Linked DNA regions of Homo sapiens: regions 1, 2 and 4 are each linked to region 3. A link is a contact called in ENCODE Hi-C data. All regions are on one chromosome and are shown on one strand. The core of a region is the stretch at or near the end of the contact, and the rest is flanking DNA. Distances in the headings are between cores, read along the strand shown.

What was found. A loop is a pair of places that touch in the nucleus more often than their neighbours do. Pooled maps may share reads with other maps.
Region 1: a pooled map shows a loop between it and region 3 (3-fold over the local background). The contact joins the enhancer-like site here to the promoter of MAOA in region 3. A Hi-C loop is called at or near these places in 4 of 50 pooled maps.
Region 2: a map of CD4-positive, alpha-beta T cell shows a loop between it and region 3 (7-fold over the local background). The contact joins the promoter of MED14 here to the promoter of MAOA in region 3. A Hi-C loop is called at or near these places in 2 of 168 maps with a recorded cell type or tissue (CD4-positive, alpha-beta T cell and naive thymus-derived CD4-positive, alpha-beta T cell) and 6 of 50 pooled maps.
Region 4: a loop to region 3 is called in a map of CD8-positive, alpha-beta T cell, with 8 times the contacts of the local background. The contact joins the promoter of USP9X here to the promoter of MAOA in region 3. A Hi-C loop is called at or near these places in 2 of 168 maps with a recorded cell type or tissue (CD8-positive, alpha-beta T cell and naive thymus-derived CD4-positive, alpha-beta T cell) and 9 of 50 pooled maps.

Annotation. Positions count from the first base shown.
Region 1 is chrX:41,558,085-41,561,313 of GRCh38, reverse strand. It overlaps CASK (calcium/calmodulin dependent serine protein kinase), which reads left to right. Exons shown (of 27, transcript NM_001367721.1): 18 at 1,467-1,535. Among named protein-coding and RNA genes, the nearest start is that of CASK-AS1, 42 kb to the right of the region's middle. Within about 2 kb of position 1,438, at least 5 of the 41 ENCODE cell types and tissues checked have a DNase peak (open chromatin) inside an H3K27ac peak, as active enhancers do.
Region 2 is chrX:40,733,519-40,737,172 of GRCh38, reverse strand. It overlaps MED14 (mediator complex subunit 14), which reads left to right and starts at 1,631. Exons shown (of 31, transcript NM_004229.4): 1 at 1,631-1,975. The coding sequence starts at 1,761. It overlaps MED14OS (MED14 opposite strand), which reads right to left and starts at 1,483. Exons shown (of 2, transcript NR_169211.1): 1 at 1,383-1,483. RefSeq lists enhancers at 419-1,339, 1,340-2,261 and silencers at 1,294-1,383, 1,644-2,023.
Region 3 is chrX:43,655,034-43,658,460 of GRCh38, reverse strand. It overlaps MAOA (monoamine oxidase A), which reads right to left and starts at 2,162. Exons shown (of 15, transcript NM_000240.4): 1 at 2,047-2,162. The coding sequence starts at 2,119. RefSeq lists an enhancer at 3,269-3,328 and a silencer at 3,260-3,427.
Region 4 is chrX:41,084,188-41,087,921 of GRCh38, reverse strand. USP9X (ubiquitin specific peptidase 9 X-linked) reads right to left here and starts at 2,477. Exons shown (of 45, transcript NM_001039591.3): 1 at 1,813-2,477. RefSeq lists silencers at 1,283-1,742, 2,443-2,822, 3,253-3,322 and enhancers at 1,867-2,404, 2,943-3,482, 3,232-3,526.

The sequences.
Region 1 (3,229 bases), core at 189-2,688, 2.1 Mb after region 3:
CTCCTGTTTCTTACCAAGCAGATGATTAAAGAAAACCTTTTCAGTGTTTGTACATGTGAACTAGTTTCTCACTGACCTCAACTCTCCTGACATCAGCAGTGTCAGAAACCTCTTTCCTGTTGAGCTGAGTCATAGCCAGCTGTCGTGGATTTCTCTACAGCATAGAAGGGAGGAAAGCCACGGTAGACCAGGCCATTTTTGACCATACATATCCAAAATCTGTATTCAAATTAGGCTTTGGATTTTTTAAAAAGGCAAAATGACAGCCTTTGCCTATGTTCATTGTCATAGCAAGCAGACAGAGGTGTTTGGGGCCTCTGATCCCTTTTCCCACTGCAGTGTAGTAGCACCCAGGTTATGAATACCTATTAAGTATGAAATAAGCTTCACAGACTCACCAAACATTTTTTTTTCTTTTTTTTGAGACGGAGTTTTGCTCTTGTTGCCCAGGCTGGAGTGCAATGGCGTGATCTCAGCTCACTGCAACCTCTGCCCCCCGAGTTCAAGGGATTCTCCTGCCTCAGCCTCCCAAGTAGCTGGGATTACAGGCATGCGCTACCACACCCTGCTAATGTTTGCATTTTTAGTAGAGACGGGGTTTCTCCATGTTGGCCAGGCTGGTCTCGAACTCCCGACCTCAGGTGATCCACCAGCCTTGGCCTCCCAAAGTACCGGGATGACAGGTGTGAGCCACCACTCCCAGCCCAAAATTTTTTTTTAAAAAAAAGCCAAAATTAATAAGCAAAAAGTGGCTGGGTGCGGTGGCTCATGCCTGTAATCCCAGCACTTTGGGAGGCCAAGGTGGGTGAATCACCTGAAGTCGGGAGTTTGAGACCAGCCTGGCCAACATGGTGAAACCCCGTCTCTACTAAAAATACAAACATTAGCAAGGCATGGTGGCGCGTGCCTATAATCCCAGCTACCCGGGAGGCTGAGGCAGGAGAATCACTGGAACCTGGAAGGCAGAGTTTGCAGTGAGCCGAGATGGTGCCACTGCACTGCAGCCTGGATGACAGAGCGAGACTCTGTCTCAAAAAAATAAATAAATAAAAAATTTTTAAAAGTAAAAAGCATATTCTATGGGGTACACCATTATAATGTGGCATACTCAATGTAATTTTTATGTAATTACCTAGTCTATTGTCTAATTCAATGTATATTCACTTTTGAAAGGCATGTCACTTAGAAAGTTTTGTATTCACATCTATAAAAAGGTGACCATTGAAGATCTGTGAGACCATTGCTGTATGAGCAAAAGGCAATTGGCTGCTGGGCTTTTCCCAGGAACTTACTCTACTGTTAACTCGAGCAGTCCCTGCTTCATGACTACATTTCATTTTCCGGCTATGTGCTCTCAGATGGCTTGTGCTAATTGCCCCCATGTGTTTTGAGTGGCTTCTTACATGGTTTTGTGAACAATTGTTTGTAAGAAAACTTTTCTTTCTTTCCCACCACCCCCCCTCCAGAGGGAAATGCGGGGGAGTATTACCTTCAAGATTGTGCCAAGTTACCGCACTCAGTCTTCGTCCTGTGAGGTAATGACTCTAACAAACCACCCCCATCTGCTCTGAGTTCTTAACTAACTGTCTGCTGATGGCTGTATGTTTTTGCTTTCTGGGAAATTGTTTCTGCCTGTGCTGTTAGATCACTGCACACCAATTTTACAACAAAGATAACGGAACAGAGTAGGTCCCATCCACCTACTCAGCCCTGCTTCCATGTGGATCTCCTCAGCACTTTGAACTTTTTGCAGGCTGAAATCTGAGCAAAATGTAGAGAAGTTACAAATGATGACATAAGGCTTAATAAGGAAAAAACGGAGTGTCTGAGGGAAAAAAACTAAAGGCCATAATTGCAGTAATATTTCCAGGAAGTTCATTCACTTCCCTTGTTAAGAAATCACATAGATAGTTCTTCTTTCTAAGGATCTGAGAAGTGATCTATTTCTGTTGAGATACAGTTGTTCATACAATTGTGACAGGTCTCTAGATGGAAGTTAAGTCTGCAATGAATTGATAATTGACTTCACTAGAGGGAAATAGGCTTTTGCAACCTTTTGTAAAACTGTTTAAATTTAGAATGGTATGTGATCTGTAAACAAGTAAGTTTTCTAGAGTAATACAGCCCCAAAGTTTCTTTCTTAAAATAGGCTTATCCTGTAGAAATTATAGTTCTTCCAACCTATATTATTCAGTTTTGTGTTGGTTGTTAAATGAGATTCAAAAATCTATTCTTTTTGTATTGGAAATATAAATGGGCATAAATGATATCATCCTTTGGTCATTGCACGTTCAGCTCGAGTGTTATTTATTGAAGCTTGTTCTTTCATGTGCATCTTCCGAGAGTATGTGCATCAATATGAAGTACACACTTCCTAAAGTTTATTTTTAAGACTGACAGGTAACTTATTGGATTTGTACTTAGGAGAACCTGAGAGAGAATTGTAATACTTCTAGTCTCTAGTGATGGTGTAAATTTCATAAGAAAAATCAGAGGCTTCATATTTTTTAAAAGCCTATTGAAGATACATATTAAAATGTATAGTTTTGTCAAGTATATTTTTGGTGAGCCATGGCAATTGAGGTGTCCGTTGTAACGGGTCTTGAGCTCCTCTTGGTGGCTTTTTATGGAACTTCAATTAATAGTATATTTCAAAAGAAAATGCAGAATTGCTTCTGTTCCAGGATTCAGAGTATTGAAATTTGTTACCTAGAACACAAACTTTGCTGGGAAACAAAGAATGTCACACTTAACATTCTATGTAAATAATTTTAATATTCCAGAGTTACAGATGTCCTTATATCATTTCTCATCTGTTGAAGAAATTTAGTAAATACAATTGACTTTTGTCTTTTTGGCTAACTAACCAGAAGGTACTGTTAGTTATTAATACAACATAAGTTTCTCTTTTTTTTTTTAAATGGTCGAACTAGTTTGGGGTGGAACCAGTATCATAGATGTAAATTCTATGTTCTTGAGTAAGAAGAACCCCTCTTACCTTCTTTGCCTTTGAATAGTAGAAAAAATAATGATACTTCTCTCCTAGCTCCACCTCCAGCCTTTTTGGCCCTCCTGTTCCCTGGCAGAATTCAAGCTTGTGGTTGGACTCTTCCCAGCTAGGGCAATACTTCAAAAAAAAAAAAAGAAGGCTCTCTGGCCACCTGCATCTGCATCCCCCAGGTCCTTGGTTAAAGAGTAGACCCCTGCCCCTCACCCTGGCTCTACTGAC
Region 2 (3,654 bases), core at 382-2,881, 2.9 Mb after region 3:
CTAAAAGTGGATTTTAAATGTTCTCACCAAAAGAAGTAAGTATGTATATCATTTGATAGATGTTAATAGCCTGATTTGCTCATTCCACAATGGTTACATGTTTCAAAACATCACATTGTATGCCATAAGTATATACTATCAATTAAAAATAAAAATAATATTTAAAAATAAGGTAGCTGCCTTCCAGCAACTGTATCTGTAAGGGGTATAAATAATCCCAATGCATTTTAATAACTAGCACAATGATATTCTGTTTCAATGTGCTTTAGGACCACCAAGGGAGGGAACAAGTGAGCTTACACCTTCAGAAGCAGATGAACCGCTTTCAACAATGATAAAGAATTACCCAAGTGATGACAGTAAGAATATTCTAACCTTAGGGAACATCATGAACATCTCTTACACCAAGAGGAGATGAAACTGCAAAAAGATGTTTGAAAGGGGTCGCAGCAACGAATGCTTCTAATAGTGAATCTCTACGTTAGGGCATGTTAGAATCACCTTAGGAAAGTTCAAAAATTCCCCAAGCCCAGACCTCAAGCCAGACCAATTAAATCTGAATCTACAGGGGTGGAACCCATATATCTAAGTATTTTTTTAAAAAACAGCTCCTCAGATAATTGCAAAGTGCAGCCAAGGTTGAGAATCGCTGTTTTAAAGCAGGTACAAAAAATTAAACGTGGACTTTGATGGGGGGGACGGGAGTGTCGGTAGGCATGGATGAACTGAAAAGCCCTTCAGAATAGAGCGGTGACTGCAAGAGCAAGGACAAAAACTATATGAGAGCCCGTGGCAGGGGATTTAAGGGCCGTTTTTGTGTGGGACTGACAGGATTTGGGGGATGGTGACGACCTCAGCATACACCCGACTCTATTAAAATTGAGTTACTCTGCCAGCGGCCCTGTCTCTACCCGCAATCATATTTTCTAGCACCTTTTCCCACAGTTTGGAAAAAAAAAAAAAGGGGCGAAAACGTTCTCCCACGTAACGCGCCGTGGACGTGTATGGGAGGAGCAAAGGCCTGAGAATCACAAGCGCGCGGCCGCTCCCATTTCTTCGCGATTCCAGAACCAGAATTCACGAACATTTAGAGGAGGCCTCCCCTGGCTGTGTTTGTGCCCCACTTAGGAAGCGATGGTGGATTTCTCTGGGCAAATTGTCGCCTTTACAACGCCAGGGGGCGGAGGCGGGAGGGAGAGCGGCGAGGGTAAGGGCGGGGCAACTGCTGACGTTCCCGGTGACGACTCCGGCTCAGCCCTCACCCTGGTTTCCGGCGGCGCGCGGCTCCCTTTTCCGCTCTCCCGCGCGCTCACAGGTACCGCCTCACTCCCACGCGCCCCCCAGCGCTGCGGTGCTAGACAGCTGAGAGAACAGACACAGACCTGTCGGAAGGTCCTCTGCAGGTCCCCCTTCCGCTCTGCCGATCGACTTCCGCCTCGGGCAGTCAACATGTACGTTGCGGCTGTCTGGCGAAGCTGCTTCTGAGCGTTTGCGGAGGCGCAGCTTCCCCTCTGCGGGGCCGCCCTGCTTCCCCCCCATCCCCGCCTCCCCCCGCCCCTCGCTCCTGTCCCTGGGGTCGGCGGACTTCTCGCTACATGGGGGCGGGCTTCCGCGGTCGGCGCACGGCTTCCTGTTCTGAGGCGGCCCGGCGGTAGGCGGTGGCGACTCTGCCCGCTCCCGTTTCGGCGCGGTGACCGAGCGCCCGGGAGGCTCGAGGACCGCATCGTGTGCCGTTGCGCCAAGCCCGGTCCTGCGCCGCCATGGCCCCAGTGCAGCTGGAGAACCACCAGCTGGTCCCGCCCGGAGGCGGCGGCGGGGGCAGCGGCGGACCCCCGTCAGCCCCAGCCCCTCCTCCCCCGGGAGCCGCCGTGGCGGCGGCCGCTGCAGCTGCGGCTAGCCCGGGCTACCGGCTGAGCACCCTCATTGAATTTCTGCTGCACCGGGCCTACTCGGAGCTTATGGTGTTGACGGACCTGTAAGTGCCCCGAAACCCCTGCCTGTTCCCCAGCCCCCCTTCCCGCCCAACCGGCTGAGACGTTTGCACCTCCCTCTCCCCGAGAGGCTGCTGTGTTCTCCGCTGGACTGCTTAGTCTAGAATTTTTGAACTCCTGGGGTTCAGCAGAGGTGGAGAAGAAGCTTTGTATCTGGGGTCTTCCTGGCAACGATGCAACAGAGACTTGTTAATTTTGCGTGTTGTTACACTTCCACTGAAAATTGTGTGAAATTTTTGTCCGAGTTCCCAACAGAACTCTCTTGATTTCTTGGCTGGAATACATAATATTCGAGCTTTTAGAAAAAACTCTATAGATGGGAAATTTGTATTACAGCCTCTTGACGATACGTTTTAAATGTAAGCTGTTATTGCTTCTAAGTTAATGCAGGAGCTACATACGTTGTGTATAAAATACAAATTTGAATTCAAAGTACTTTTTTTCTGGAACTTTTGAGTGTTTGAGGTCTTAATGAAGTTAGTGTGAGTAAAATTTTTTTGTAAGTAGTCTGTTATTTCTTGGAGTATGAAGGGGGTTTATAAATCACCTAGTTACCCATGAAATGCCTTGGGGCATGATTAAGTTGTTAATCCCTTCAGAATAGGATCAGAATATACTAACGAATTTCAGTGTGTGAAGAAAAGGCACCGTAACATTTTGGGACTCTGTTGTACATCTTATAACCCAGGTTCAGAAAAAGTTAATCAGAATTTTATTTTTTATCTATTGCAAGACTTCAGATCAGGGTTATCAATTGAGATACATTAGTATGCAGATATTAGGCTCTAAAGCGTCACAGTAATTTGTTTTTAGAGACTGATAACAGATACTTGTTTGCAGATGACTGAAAGAGTAGGCTCTACTTAACTCCTGTAAAACGTCATTCTCAGTTTTGATGTATTGTACTTTTTTGAATGGGACAGAAAAAAGTAGTGTTAAAGAAGCCTACCCATGGCTAATGAGAAATTTAAATCGCTGTCAGGTTTAGGGACTATTATAATGATATACCTCTCTGCACCATTTATTGTTGGATTTCATAAAAATCCAAGAATATCCATGAGAAAGTTTCATGTATGTGCCTATATAGAGCTGTGGGAAAAAAAATGTTGAAAACTGCTGCTATCGGTGGTGTAATTTGCTTTTCCATAGGGGATTTGTAGAAATTCCTTGAATTGTGGTTGTCTTTTTACTATTTTAGGACTTGGCTTATGAAGAGAGGAACATCTGTTTTATTGCCGTAGAATAAGTATGTAGTTATAGTCCCACACCCTTTATGTGATGGTTCCCATATTTGTATCTCCAGCACAGACCTCTCTGATGAACTCCAGACTCTATATCCAGATGCCTACATTTCAGTATCTTGATGGGCATTTCAACATAGCAACTCCAGCACCAAACTCCTGATTCCACTGTCCTCCCTCCTGCAGAACCTTCTTTGCTATCTCACTAGTCTCTCCATTCTTCCTGTTGTTGCTCAGGCCAAATATTTTGGAATAACTCCTGGCTCCTCTCTCTTCACATCCTACATACATCAGCAAGTCCTGTTATCTTTGACTTCAGAGTCTGACCATTTCTCAACACTTCCACCAAGTGCTGGTCCAAGCCACCTAATCCTTCACCTGTGTACTGCAATAGTCAGTTCACTGGTATCTCTGTAGTTCCC
Region 3 (3,427 bases), core at 913-3,412:
GTTATTTATTTAGAATGAGAACCAGAAGCAACCTACAGTTATAAGGCCATAAAGCATAAAGTTTATCAGCTACATGGTAATTTCACCTCTGCTAATGACCAAGTATGGAGCATAAAGTATAGAAAGGGAGGAAGAGCAGGTAATCAGGCAGAGGAAAAATAAAAAAACCGCGCTCCTTAAGGAATTCTGGAGACTGAACAAGAAAAAGACTAAGAATAAAATCCCAGAAAGAACTCTGAATTGCAGAATACAGATGGTATGGAGATGGGAGAGGACCCAGAACCCCTAGTCAATGTATATAACACATTGTCATCATATTTATTTTCCAGTGATCTACAACCATATTGCTTTTAGGAGGCTTGCCTAGTGGGACCAGATTTTGGGAAACAGCAGTCCACTTCATTGCAGGTACTCAACAAGTGTTTTTTGAATGAATAAATAAATACATAAATAAATAAAGAGAAACAAGCTGAAATACTCCTTTTTCTTACTCTCCACCAGGAGCTGCTTTCCTCTGATGCTCCAACATACATGTATGTTTTTGCTGGTACTGGCTGGAACTGGCAAAGCAACAGTTCATGCCAATCTCTTCTCTTGGCCTGTTCAGGATAAACAATGTTGGGTTCAGATAAAGCTATCTCTACCCAACATTAATTTGTAGCATGTTCAGAGTCTCCTCGAAAGATTTATATATAAAAATGGCTACTGTGGGGCCACTCTACTTACTCCCTCCCATCAGCTTTCTCTTTCTGAATCAGATCCTGCAGGGATAACTCAGAAATTATTAACACCTAGTAGGGGGAGGATAGGTCAGTGTGGTATTCTAGCCAGGGATGAAAGGCAACAAAATTCCTAATTTTCAAACATTTTACCAATGATGGCAACATAGGCGACAATATATCAATCATGATGAGGCTTCCAGGAAGATATTGGAAAGCCTCATGCACCACTCACTTGGTTAGCCACAAATCCAAGCCAGGACCAGGGGCACCCTGGCCCACCAACTGGCTCATCAGAAGACAAGATTCAGGTGGTGGGAGCTCTTAGTGAAAGGAGGAAGGAGGATACAACAGGGCACTCAGCCCCTGCTTCATAAAGGGATTCTCTTTGGACAATAAATGTCCTACACCTTCCTGCAAGTTCATATATATATATACACACACACAGTTCATATATATATATATATAAACACAGTTCATATATATATATATAAACACAGTTCATATATATATATAAACACAGTTCATATATATATATAAACACAGTTCATATATATATATAAACACAGTTCATATATATATATAAACACAGTTCATATATATATATAAACACAGTTCATACACACACACACACACACACACACACACACACACACAGGAATAGTTTAAGAGCTCACCCCCTCTTCTCCTCTTTTTTTTTTTAACCTTTTCTTAAAGGAGTCTACCTCCTTCCTCTTCACCTACTAAATTTTCTACGGAAAATAGAGAAGAGCAGGACTGGAATAACACTACTGCTCCCTCAATACTACAGAAATCTGTATCCTGATGTTCTGTTTAGGGCAAAGGATATGAAATCAGTGAGGCAAAGCAGCCACCTCAGGAATTAGTACTGCAGGTCTTAAATGGGAGAAAATCGTTCAGCCACTTACAAGCTAGGTGATTCGACCTCAAGAGAGTTATTGAAACTCCCCAGACCTCAGTTTCTTGGTTTTGCAAAACGGGGATGAATTTAGTTCCCACCTCACAGGACTGTTGAGGACTGAGAAAATCCACGTAAAGTGCTAAATACAACTGCACAGCAAGAGCTAATTAAATATTAGTATTTAATAGTAGTAGTAGTAAAATTATTGTGTCTGCCTCCCCCAGTCACACCACCAGCAAAACTGGCACAACCCCCACTCCTACCTCGCAGGATATGGGGCCAAGCCATGGCTACACTACACTCTCGCATGCATGAGAGACCCCCAAACACCACAAGAGCTACTGTAGGTTCCCCTACCCCTCACTGGCCAGGGTCCCCCAGGCCACCGCTACGGTCCACACTGACCTGAAATGCCACCTCCGATCACGACTACGTCGAACATGTGGCCCGCGATACTCGCCTTCTCTTGATTCTCCATGCTTTGGCTGACACGCTCCTGGGTCGTAGGCACAGGAGTGGGGACGGCAAAGGGTGGGAAGGACCCTTCTATCAACTCCCCCGGGGAGCCCGGGGGCGGAGCCGATCCTTCTTTTGATACCCGGGGGGAGCCGGGCACTGTGGGCGGGGCGAACCCTTTTGCTGATACTCCGGGAGCGCCCAGGGGCGGAGCTGATGTTTCAGCTGATACCCGGGGGGAGCTGGGCACTGAGAGCGGGGCGGACCCTTGTACTGACACTCGGCGAGAGTTATTAGGTTTAGAATGTCCTTGTGTCGGCAGCTGGAAAGGATTACTGGGTGCAGGAGGTTCTTGTATTGAACCCCGCGGAGTGTCAGGCACTGAGGTGGGGGTAGACGCCTGCCTTGACACTGGGGGGATGTTATGGGGTGCAGGAGGTGCTTGTGGCGACACTGGGGAAATGTTATTGGGTAGAGGTGGTCCTGGTACCAAACCCCAGGGGAAGCTGGACACTGAGGATGCGGCAGACCCTTGTACTGACACTCGGGGGTGTTACTGGGTGTAGGAGGTGCTTGTATTGACACTTGCGAAAGGTCATTGGGTATAGGAGGTCCCCGTACAAATATCCAAGTGTAGTCGGACACTGAGGTCAGGTTGGAATCCGGGGGCAGGGTCGGTCCTTTTACCAAACCCCGTGGGGTGCTGAACCCTGAGGAGAAGGCAGACCCTTGCAATGACTCTACGGGGGAGTTTACGGGCGGGGTAGGTCCTGTTACTAATACCCAGGGAATGCCGGTGTCCTGATTGGAGGCTGTGACGGCCCCATCGGAGGAGTTCGAGCTGGTGGTAGACTTGGGGATCCGACTGCTCGGGTTGTAAGCGCTGAAACCCCGGAGGCCACTCTTGGAGTCGGAGTCAGTACTCTCGCTAAGACCGGTAGTGCTGATTGGGGAGTGTATGCTGGAGCTCCAGGAGGCGGCCTCGGCAGTTGAGGACGTGCTCCACTGGGAACTGGCTAGCGGATCCGAGACGGACCGCCACTCAGAACGGACGCTCCATTCGGACAGGCTGTAGGAGGTGTCGTCCAAGCTGGAGTCCGGGTTCGGGACCTGGGCAGTTGTGCCCCCGGCTTCGGGCGGGCCCTCCGCCTTGCGCTCGGTGCCGGTGCCGGTACTGGTGCGGGTACTGGTGCCGGTGCCGGTACTGGTGCGGGTACTGGTGCCGGTGCCGGTACTGGTGCGGGTACTGGTGCCGGTGCCGGTGCCGCCGGGGAAGGAGGCTGAGGCGTTTGTGCTCATGTTTCTGGAGCACGCTGGGCGCTGGGGGCGG
Region 4 (3,734 bases), core at 1,228-3,727, 2.6 Mb after region 3:
AATGTTCCTTCCTGAAGTAACTTAAGATTCTCACATGTACTGTTGCTGGTGCTATTACTCCCTCCAGAAATTCTCAGAAACTACCAAGGTCAGCAAACAAAAGAAACATGAGAACGCTGATAACCAGAATTACAAGTTACATGTTCATGCAAAAAAATACAAGAAAAGGGGTAGAGAGAATTCATATAGTCCAAACGTCCTATTTTTAAATTAGAGAAAATAAAACAGTAAAATACCAAAGACATTTTGAGTTCACCTGTGGAACACCAATTCCAAATACTTCAAGCTTTCACTCCACCCAAAAGCTGGAACGATAAAGTTTAAAGGGTTAAAGTTAGATGTATGACACAGCACATGAGTTTAAAAATTGAGAAAACGAATGTTGACACTTTTTTATATTTAATACATAATTCTTCAAGAATTTGAAGGTATTTGCTGAAACCAAAATGGCAGCCCAGCGAATTAGAAGACGAGCGAGATCTAAAGGAGAGTTTATAGTCTCTATTTTTGAGTTCAAGTGTACTAACCAGCCAAGCTAGTCATGGTTAAGGAGTCCTTACCTAAGGGTAATCAGCTCCGAGAGGGTTAAGTACCTGCTGGAAAGTTTCCTAATCAATGCACCCCAAATCATTCTTCCTCAAAAGTGAAAGTATACAAACGTTAAGTAGATTTAGGGACTCATGGGTTTCCAGGTAAAAGAACAGTACACATACTTCTCTCCCCGAAAAATAAAGCATGAATATTTAATCTATACCTACAACTTGCTTATTTAAACTAAAAGACAATCTGAAGCAATTATATACACCTGTAAACTGCACCGTGTAAATTCAATTAACGTTGTAACTATGGAACTTCCAAAAAATAACATGCTTAATTTAAGCAGGTTCTACTAGAAATTTTGCAAATTCTCGTGTAAGTTCTAGTCGCTACAGAAATCCACACAAATAATTTAAGAAGCCATCTACACACCTGCTGTATAACTCTTTAACTTATTTCACAATGAATGAAAAATCAGCCATTTATCCAACCCTAAGCCTCACGTCACAAGAATCTGAAGACCTGATCACTACCAAACTCGCACATGCTAATATTTGCAGAAACAGTTAAAAATAGAAAGGTAATAGGTCCAAGCTAGCTTGGAAGCGATTTCTGCATTCAAAAACCCCTTTCACGGCTTTGGCCCTCTGCAAATAAAGCGGGGCGAAGGAGGTGTAGGAGGCCGATAACCCAGCTCCCACTCCAGGAGCCCAGGGCCGGGGAGAAACTGCGGGTTATCGCGGGAGGGTGGGGGGAGGCGGACAAGTCGTCAGGCCTGATAGCCAGGCGTAGCCGAGGCCTAGCTCCCCAGCTCCAAATCACTCCACCTCAGTAATGGCGTTTGGTGTCAAGTGGAACCAGACCGGGTAGGAAAGCGGCCGCCGGGCGGGGGGCGGCCAGCCCCCAAACCGACCCGGCCCCCGGGTGCGGACGGCGGGGGGGCTGCCCGCCACGCCCGGAGACTCCATCCTCCTACTCGGCCCCAGACAGGACGGGAAGGGGGAGGAGGGGGAGGGACGGAGCCGTCAGCCATTTTCCCTTACAGTCCAAAACACACAGACACGCTCTCGGGACACCGGCTCCACACACAACACGGGCCCGCGCGCCCGCCCAGCCCGGGCCGGAGGAGGGGGAACGGGGAAGCCCCAGCCTGGCCGGCAGCCGCCGAGGGAAGAGGCTCGCACACACGCACACCCCCCTCGCCCTCCTCCCCTCACCCACATCCAGCTGTTGGCCCCGGGAAAGAGCGTCGCCCCAGTGCAGCTGGCCACTCACCGCACGACACAGACGTCTTCTCACAACCAGGGCACACGGAGGCGGGAGGCACCAGGCGACGGTGGGGCTCGGTCCCGGGACGAGACCTACCCTGGGTGCATCCCAGGCCCGGGGGTGACCGGCAACAAAGTGTATCGAAAGGCTGCGGCGGCCGGGCTCGGGGCTGCGGGCGTCTCAACCAAAAGGCTGCACACCGGCGCCGGAACTCGCTCCTCGCCGCGCCCGCCTCCTCCTCCTCCTTGGCCGGCGACGGCCCTCTTCCCCTTCTCCCCTCAGGCTGGGGCTCTCGCTGAGCTCAGACGGGCTCCGGGCGGTGCGTTTCTCCTGCGTCACCTCCTCCTGCTCCTCCTCCTGCAGCGACGGCTTCACCTTCCCCTAGTCGCCGCCTCTGTCCCCGCTCCAGGCCTGGTGGCTTTGAAGTAGCTCGCTCCTCGCTCCCGGCGCCGACCCAAGCACCGGGCGCTAAGGCGGCCGCCTCCCGTGAGAGAGAGGCGGCGGCGGCGGGCTCCCGCGAGGCCCGGGAGCTGTGTAAGGCGGGGAGGGGCTAGGCGCGACAGAGGCCCTGACGGGGCCGGGTGCGGAGAGGTTGCGGCTCCGGCGGCGGCGGAGACTAGCGTCCGCAGCCGCGGATGCCCGTCCTCGTCAATATGGCGGATCCGGCAAACCAAAAAAAAAAAAACCGCTCGGCCAGTGGCGGCGGCGGTAGCGGCGACGGCGGCAGCAGCGGTGGCGGCGGCGGCGGCGGCGCAGACTCCCACTAGCCCCAGAGCCGCCCAAGACCCGAAGTTCTCCGCCCCCGTCAGGGCCCGCCCCTTTCAGGCCCCTCCTTTCGGCCCTCCCCCTGCTCCTGCCCAGCCCCCTCCCGCTCAGCTGCCCCCTCTTCTCTCCCTCCACCCCGGGCCGTCAAGGCTGGGAGAGCAGCGCGAGCCGCTGAGGGGGCCGGGCTTCGGCGCGAGCCGCCGGGAACCCGGAGAGCTAGGGTGGGGGAGGGGAAGACAATGCGGTAAAGATTGTTCGCGCAGTACTGTTTCTTCCGGCTGGCCCCTTCAGGGTCGTGCTACGGCCAGAAATCCTGTTCCATGCCCCTCGGCTCAGGAGCGGGACGAGGGCAGAGGTGGCTCTAGGACCGAAGTTGGGGAAGGGAGGCCCGAAAAGATCTGGCACACCACTCGGGAGGGGCTGGGCGGCAGGGACTGGCGGGGTGTGTGGCCACGACAGGGTTAATCGCGTGAGCCGCAGCCGCGTCGCTCATAGTTTGACTCGGGCCGCTTGTTTTTGTTCCATTGTGAACCGTAGCCCCGCCGACAAGAACCCGGATGATGACGTCACCGGCCTCCCCCTTTTCCGGGACCGTGGGGGGAGGGGCGCGGAAAGATGAGATCTCGAGACCACGCGCTGGGCGGTCGCCGCCGCGGTGCCTGGAGGTCCCGGCGGTGCAGCTGACCCGCGTCACGTGACGCACGAGCTGGCCGGGCCACTGGCTGCGGGGGCGCGAGGTCCCGAGGGCCTGGCCACCTGCTTGGCGCCGATAGGGGGAAGGTGTGGCTATCTCCCGCAGCGGAAGGAGGGGGCGTGGGGAGTGAGGTCCTTTTCCCCACCCCGCGAGGGAGGTGCTCTGAGAAACTCTTTCACACGATCATGCATCATCACTACCTCAAAGCGTTTAGGCGTCCTCAAAGCGTTTAGGCGTCCTCACAGCCTAGCTGACGGGACTGACCACCTTTTTGGCCATAGGAGCCCTTCAAACAGACCAGCAAAGAAAAAAATTATAAAGTGCCCCAGACGGCTTAGCGAATAGGCCGTACTTGATGTGGCAAGATTAGCCTCCATTGCCAGATCATCAGCACAATTCGGTGTTAGGACCCGGAAGAAACTTATGAACCCATCCGCTGTGTCATGGACTATTTTCTACATGTTTATAT